2 separate regions of the Homo sapiens genome follow, and region 1 is linked to region 2. A link is a contact called in ENCODE Hi-C or POLR2A ChIA-PET data. All regions are on one chromosome and are shown on one strand. Each heading gives the region's core, a stretch centred on a gene start or an enhancer-like site at or near the end of the contact. The rest is flanking DNA. Distances are from core to core; before and after follow the strand shown.

Region 1 (3,712 bases), core at 462-2,961, 480 kb after region 2:
TCTCCTTTCCTTGCTCTTGGTTATCTTCTGAAAGATGAGGCTTCACTTTTCCACACCTTCCTGACCCTCCCTGTCCCCAAAGCAGCGATGCATCTGAAATGGCCTAAAAAGGCGTGGAAACCCAGGGGTTCCTGTTCTGGCAGAAGTTCCTCAGTTGCCCACAGGGCCTGAGGTCTGGGGTGAGGAACACCTGGTCCAGATCAAAGAGCTTTTAGGGTGTGGGGCTGGATTTTTGCATACAGGTTACATCAGGAGTCCAGGAGTAAAATTAATTCTTAGAAGGCCAGATTACATAAAAGGCAAGGCAGAGAGGGTTCTGCAAACACTAACCGCCTCTTGGGTGTCTGATGGTACTCCTCTCATGGCCTCAGCCTGGAGGGAGCTGATGTGGGAGGAATCTGTGGGCCCTGACCTGGAATGCTGCACAGTGGCCTCTGCCAGTGACAGGGGCGGGCAAGGCTGAGTCTAGAAGCAAATGCCAGCCCACAAATGTGCAGTGATTGGCGCCTACAGAGGCCAGGGATAGCTAAGTACTGTGGAGATATAAAATGTGGCTTACCATCCTTGCTCTTAAAAGAAAAAAGGGGAAAAAAAGCAAAGACTAGTTGATTCAGAGCTAAGGTTGCTTGTTAAATAAACTTTTAAATTTTAGAATAGTTTTAGATATACAGAAAAGTTGCAAAGAGTGCCTGAAGTTCTCCCATATGATACCTCCTGCCAGGCTGTTGTTAACATGTTAATCACCATGGTACATTGTAGTGTGTTAATTGTAACCAAAATTGATACATTATTCACCAAATTCCATGTTTTATTCACATTTCCCTAGTTTTTAACCTAATTGTCTTTTTCTGTTCTGGGATTCTATCCAGGATACCATGTTATGTGTATTTGTCATATCTCCCTAGGCTCCTTGTGGTTGTGAGTTTCTCAGAATTTCCTTGTTTTTGATGACCTTGACAGTGTTTAGAGACAGAATCAATTTTTATTTTATCTTATTTATTTATTTTTTTTGAGACAAGGTCTTGCTATGTTGCCTACACTGGTCTCAAACTCTTGGACTCAAGCAATTAGCCTGCCTCAGCCTCCCAAAGTGCTGGGATTTCAGGCGTGAGCCACCATGCCTGGCCTGTCTTATTTATTTAGTCATTTATATCAATATGGACTCAATGGTTTTTTTGTTGTTGTTGTTATTTGGGTTATAATTGTCAAAGTTGAGTCAAATATAGAGACAATTCTCTGTTTTATTTGGGAAGCAAGAATTGCAGTTCTGGGCATATACACAGACTGGATGGTCTTCCATATGTCTGAAGAACAAAGAAGGTTGGAGGTTTTATAAAAAGCAGAAATGTTACCCATTGTTTTGAGAGACAGTTCATTGGTACTAGTAATGTTTCGAGGAGCTGGCAAGCTCTGATTGGTGAGTGTAAAACTATTCTTAGACTCACAGCAGCTTGTTTCAGTAGCTATTAGATAAAACTGGTTTCAGGTCACAATAGGCAGTTTCAGCAGCTGGACTTGCGGAGAATTACCTTCCTGTGGCAGTGTTACGTGCCCAGGGTGCTCTGTCCCTGCTTGGCTTCTTGATTCTGTTTTAGTTGGATATGACAGGAATAACCCAATCCATATGATCAACTTTTATGTAATCCAGTACTAGGGTATTCATTGTGTTGCTCAGATTGTTCCAGCTTTGGCCACTGGGGGCTCTTTCAGTTAGCTCGTGTTCCTCTGACATACCTCCATTATTGTGGGTTGTTTGATTTTTGAGTACTTCCTTATTGGCACTGCAAGATACTCCAGGCTCATCTTGTGTATCTCCTATCCCAGCCCTAGAATCACCCATTTCTCCACAGAACCCTCATCCCTTTTATTGGAGTGTAGTCTTAGAAATCAAGATATGGGTGCCAAGTGGCTAAAGTTATTGTAATCTCAATTTATGTGTACTCAGCTGAGCAAAAGCAAAGCATCCAAATGGCAGCGGCAGCAAGAACTACCTGAGGATTTCTCTCCATTTGCCAGTTCTGTGTTTCCTTCTTGGGCTTTACCCACACAGTTTTCTAGTTGCAGACCTGTTGTGCACCTCATTCGGAGTTCTGTACCCGAAATTGTCTCTGTCACGGTGATGTCTTTATGCACAGGCACTCACTCTGAAGTCACTCACCCTCTCACCAGCTCATGGTGGAGATGCAGTAAAAAGATCTTGAATAAATGAGTTCTGCTAGTTCCTCTCTGAGTCCTGTAGTGGCTCTAGGTCAAAAGCAGTAAAACCTAACCAGAGGAAAAAACCAGAGGGGAAAATATTTTGGACACACGAGAAGCTATGTAGACAGGAAGCAAGTGGGAGCTCCTTGGAGAGGGGAGTTGCTTGAGACTGAAGTTCAGGGAAAGGACCAGGAGACTGGGTTGGTACTGGTTCCTGCGGGCTGGAGGGGGTGGAGTAGGGAGTGTTGTGAAAGTTTCAAGCACAGAGGACTGAATGGAAGCCTCACAATGCAACCTAAGGACTTTGGATTCTTGCTTTTGAGTACATGCACTGTGTGTGTGTGTGTGTGTGTGTGTGTGTGTGTGTGTGTGTGTGTGTGTAAATGGTGTAGTTTGTTGGCTGTCAGCCTTACTAGGAGGCTGGTTTGGAGCCTGTTGCCTTAGCTCTGTGGGGTGATGATGGGAATAGTGAAAAAGAGGGTGACAAAAGCAGAGAGTCTCAAAGAGGGGACAGAACTCAGTGACTGACCAGTTTGGTTGATGGTTGGAAAGAGGTGTCAGATACATCTGAGCTCCCAAGAATGGTGGTACCTGGAAGGGAGAGAAATCAGGAGGAGCCAGTTCTGAAGGGAATGTGGTCTCGGGTCTCAGTGGATACCAGGAGTTCAGGGGCGGGTGACTGGGTAACTTGGAAATACAGGACTGGGCCTTAGGAGTGTCATTAGGGCCAGGCCAAGAGGGGTTTTGGCATCATCTCCTGGATGGCCTTAGTGGATAAAACTGACAAGGCTGCAGAGTGGAGGGATATGCCAACACCCAGCCCTGGCTTGAACCTGTCCCTGTCCCTTGATGTTGGGAAGCAGAGATTCCCTGTCATGTCAGATGACTCAGAGGGGCCCTAGGATGCTGAGGCACCAAGTGAGGGCTGTCATTTACACACCGTCTGTCGATAACATTGGTACCAAGCAGTATAGGGTCTTTTATCCTGGAGATTCTGAACCTCTGTGATGGACCCCTGAGGTCCCCTCTACTATGACAGTCCCATTCTGAGGGGAATTTGGCCTTAATGCTTCCTCTTTGGCATAGCAAACTCTGCTTCCTCTTCTTCTGGAGAGGGTGCACAGAAATGTTTTCTCTAGTCTGTAACTATGGAGAGGTAATTTGTTTCTGGGAGGGAGACGAAGTAGGGCACCTTTAACTATTTGATCTGAGTTTTTGTCCTTGAATCATGTGGAATTACACATAGGGTTTATATACCCCCCCACCCCCCACCCCATGCAGCTGCAAGATTCTATCTGCCTTTTCTTCTCCTTCCATATGGGATTGACATCCCTGTAGGATCCAAGTGCTTGTGGAGTGAGGAGGACACTTTAGAAGGGCCTAGGGTGATGGAGCTAATGCAGAACTCCTTGTAACCTCTTAAGGTGTAGTGGCTGGCACTGAGGTTGGGGCTGTGACCATGGTGAGAGGTGCTCCGGGTCTGGGTGTGCCTCTCAGTCTTGTAGATGGCTTG
Region 2 (4,168 bases), core at 333-2,832:
ATCTGTGGTTATCCTGTGTATAAAGCATTTTTATAAGTTCACAGACCTCTCTGCTCAAATGTCAGGTCAACATAGAGGCCTCCCTGACCACCTCTAAAATAGCATCTGCCTCCTGTCTCTCTTCATTCCTTTTCCCTACTATATTTATCTTCAGAGCACTTGTCACCACTTGACACATTATATATTTATTTGTTTACTGTCTGTCGCTCACCTTCAAAATGTAGTCTTCAGGAGAAAAGGAACTTGTCCTGTTCTCTGCTTTTCTTTCTCTTCTTTCTTTCTTTTTCTTTCTTTCTTTCCTCCTTCCTTCCTTTCTCTTTCTTTTTCTTCTTCCTTCCTTCCTTCCTTCCTTTCTTTCTCTCTCTCTCCTTCCTTCCTTCCTTCTTTCCGTTTCTTTTTTTTTTTTTTGAGACACAGTTTCACTCTTATTGCCCAGGCTGGAGTGCAGTGGCATGATCTTGGCTCACTGCAAGCTCTGCCTCCTGGGTTCAAGCGATTTTCCTGCCTCAGCTTCCTGAGTAGCTGGGATTACAGGCACCCACCACCACACCTGGCTAATTTTTGTACTTTTAGTAGAGACAAGATTTCACCATGTTCCCCAGGCTGGTCTTAAACTCCTGACCTCAGGTGATATGCCTGCCTTGGCCTCCCAAAGTGCTGGGATTACAGGCATGAGCCACCATGCGCAGCCTCCTGCTATTATGTGTGTTGCCTGACGTGTTGCCTGACATGTGCCTGACATTTGTGTTGTCTCTGACATGTGGTGTTTATAGAACGAATGAATGAAATGAGGGAGTGAATGAATAAATTCTCCCACTGCTAATGGAGGGAGGAAGGAGCAATCTATACTTGAAGAAGTAGAAGGAGCAGGAAGGCCAGGCGCGGTGGCTCACGCCTGTAATCCCAGCACTTTGGGAAGCCGAGGTGGGAGGATCACCTAAGGTCGGGAGTTCAAGACCAGCCTGACCAACATGGAGAAACCCCGTCTCTACTAAAAATACAAAATTAGCTGGGGTGGTGGCGCACACCTGTAATCCCATCTACTCAGGAGGCTGAGGCAGGAGAATTGCTTGAACCTGGGAGGCGGAGTTTGCGGTGAGCTGAGATCACGCCACTGCACTCCAGCCTGGGCAACAAGAGCAAAACTCCATCTCAAAAAAAAAAAAAAAAAAAAAAAAAAAAAGAAGGAGCCGGAAGGTACTCAGGGTATGCCAAGATCTCCATTTGAGCCAAAGAGCAGAGTTAAACAAAGCTAACGACCACAGCGACTCTGTGGCGGGGATATATATGTACCAGTCCACAAATGTGCAAGGAAAAACAACTTCATTTTTCTATAAGTCAACTCAGTTTCTATTCTGAGGCTTGACTTTGACAGGATGAGGCACTTAATAGCTTTAGAGTTGTAGTCCTGCCCCACCTTTGCCCAGAGGTGAGGGGTCGGAGTTGAGGTGCGCCCTACCTGTGCTGGGGTGTAGTGTCTAGTTCATCCTCAGATGCTGAGACAGTGCTCCTGCCTCTCCACACAGGCCAGAGAGACCAGCACTCAGTGGCACCCTGAGCCTCGCCCACCAGGATTTTCCTTTCATCAGTTTTTCCTTGCTCACCCACTGGGTGCTATGACAAGAAGGTGCTTTCTCTACAGCTATCTTCTGCTTTTTAGCCATGGCTTCAGTTTCTGTTCTCAATTCCAGGGTAAGTTTCAGTTCTTTATTTTCATCCCTGATGTAAGACCTGATTCTGAGGTCTAATGATTTGGTAATGAAATGAGGTAGTTTTGCTTGGAGACTCCTACACTGCCCTTTTTTCATCATGAATGTTTTAGAACATTTCCTAACTAAGGCATTTCTTATTAGTATTCCTCCTAAACCAAGTACTTTGTTTCACTTAAATGATGAGTATATATATATTAGAGCCATATTGGTTAATACAGCGTTGGTACTTGGATTTCTTTCATTATAAATTAATTATTTATCTAAATAATTGAAAAAATCCAATTTAAATGGAATCATAGTACTAAAATTTTGTGAGGGAATTTTTAGCACTATTATTAGACACTGTTTTACTTTGTCTGCAAACTGGGGGTTTTAATATAAAATGTTAGGAATTAAAGTAATCGAGGTCAGTAGCCAGCAGTGTATGTCAGTATCATCTGTGGGGGCTTCTTAAAATACAAAAGCCTGGGTCCTATCTGCAAAGGCCCTGATTTGGAGAGTTTCCTGGAGGTCTGAACCCTGTATCCCACGGACCACAAGCCAAAAGTCCAGTCCAGCCCCCTCATTCTTTTTACCGATGAAGAAACTGAAGGTCCCAAAACCACAGGAATTTGTGTAGCCTCCCACATGCGAAAGAAGTGGTTTCAACAAGTACATCCCAGCAGACTCTGACTCCAAAGCCGGGGTAAAGCTTTCTGGGTGACGATGTTTAAAACAGAACGCGATGTTTGTCATGTCTTTGTAATTCTGCAAGTGAAAATGATGAAGATATTCTTTTTACTGGAATCAACCCTCGGGTGGTCAGGTTAGCAGTTCCCAAAGGTCATATTTACATTTTAGCCGAGCCAGTTGTCTAAAGAGAAAGTGTCTTTCTTCCCTGCCTGTGGTGAAGCTTAAGTTTACAACAGGACTGGGGGCATGCAGTGGACACAACCATGATTACGAGAGGGTGGAGAACGCAGGGGACCAGCAACCCCATCACGGCTCAGGGACCCTCACGGGACTTGATGCTCAGAGAGGCAGTTGACACGTATTGCAGGCACACTGGCTGAGTTCCTTCAGGACATGGACAGAGGAGGAGGCCCCGTGACACAGACTCATCTATATCATTGATGTCACTCTCCAGAGAGTTTAAACATGGGCCCGCCTGGGCGTCAGTGTATTCTCACCTGCAGCTAGGATTGAGAACTTTTGCTTTGGGAGACTTTCATTATCCTTTTATGTACATTACTAAAAAGTAGGAGATGGATTGCAGATAATTTAAGATGCCCAACACCACTGCCCTACATGCACGCACATGCATGCCCACCCATGTTAAAGAATGAAAGCCCAAGCCCACGTTATCAACATATCTTAACAACGAGGCCTTGCAGAGTGGTTTGGATGAAGTTGCCACCTTCTTCTTGGTCTAAATGTCTCACTCAAGTAGCCTAACCTTCACTTGGAGAGTAACTGGCTACTTCTCAGTTCTTGCTGCATTCTCTGGCTGGAAGTTGAAGACCACCAGCCACCAGCCCACCAGTCCACCAGCCCACCAGCCTACCAGCCACTAGCCCACCACCCACCAGCCCACCAGCCCCTAGCCCACCAGCCACCAGCCACCAGCCACCAGCCCACCAGCCCACCGGCCCACTAGCCACTAGCTCAGCAGGCCACCAACCACCGGCCCACCAGCCCACCAGTCACTAGCCCACCAGCCACCAGCCACCAGCCCACCATCCCACCAACCCACCAGCCACCAGCCCACCATCCCACCAACCCACCAGTCACCAGCCCACCAGCCCACCAGCCCACCAACCCACCAGCCACCAGCCACCAGCCCACCAGCCCAGCAGAAAAGACAGGATATAGCTTCTCAGTAACTTACATTAGTTCCCTTTCTTAAGAAAATCTTAATATTTGGTCTTTGTATTTGACACTCCTCAGCATCACTACAGTGCGACTGCAGGTGGATTTATTTTCATGTATTCTGCTCATAATTCGTGTGCCTTTTCAGTTTGAGCACTCACCCTTCTTCAATTCTGGTGAATTCTCCTCCATTATCTCTTCAATATGTTGCCTCTCCCTCACTCTCCCTATTCTCTGCTTCAAATCCCTATTTAGATTTATATTGAATTTGTCATTCTACTCTTCACATTACGTTGATTTCACTTTCATAATTTCTGCTCTTTCTCTGTGTTTTGGTCTGATTTCCTTAGAATCATCTTCCAAACTACAAGTCCTCTATCTAGTCATCTAGTTTAACTTGCCTAGGGAGTGTTTTAACCTTAATGGCTATTTTATTTCTATTTGCTTCCTTATTTTCCCCAATATCCTCTCCCTGCCCTGTGGATTCTGTCCTTTCCTTTGTTTCTCTGAGCATCTTAAGCCTCTCAGACTGTTTAATCATCATTAGGTTTTGCAGTGTGGGTCCCACCATTGGCTGTGTCTGCTGAGTCTCTCTTCCTTACGATCTC

Evidence for each region. A loop is a pair of places that touch in the nucleus more often than their neighbours do. ChIA-PET counts read pairs that join two places held with the same protein, here RNA polymerase II (POLR2A). Pooled maps may share reads with other maps.
Region 1: a loop to region 2 is called in a pooled map, with 4 times the contacts of the local background. The contact joins two enhancer-like sites. A Hi-C loop is called at or near these places in 9 of 37 single-sample maps with no recorded cell type and 4 of 50 pooled maps. POLR2A ChIA-PET finds 5 or more read pairs at or near these places in 1 of 52 experiments (activated CD4-positive, alpha-beta T cell).

What each region holds. Positions count from the first base shown.
Region 1 is chr2:98,486,405-98,490,116 of GRCh38, forward strand. The region is part of intron 1 of INPP4A (inositol polyphosphate-4-phosphatase type I A); the gene reads left to right. Among named protein-coding and RNA genes, the nearest start is that of INPP4A, 43 kb to the left of the region's middle. RefSeq lists an enhancer at 1,579-1,658. Within about 2 kb of position 1,712, at least 5 of the 41 ENCODE cell types and tissues checked have a DNase peak (open chromatin) inside an H3K27ac peak, as active enhancers do.
Region 2 is chr2:98,011,194-98,015,361 of GRCh38, forward strand. No RefSeq gene overlaps it. Among named protein-coding and RNA genes, the nearest start is that of TMEM131, 17 kb to the left of the region's middle. RefSeq lists an enhancer at 1,379-1,838. Within about 2 kb of position 1,583, at least 5 of the 41 ENCODE cell types and tissues checked have a DNase peak (open chromatin) inside an H3K27ac peak, as active enhancers do.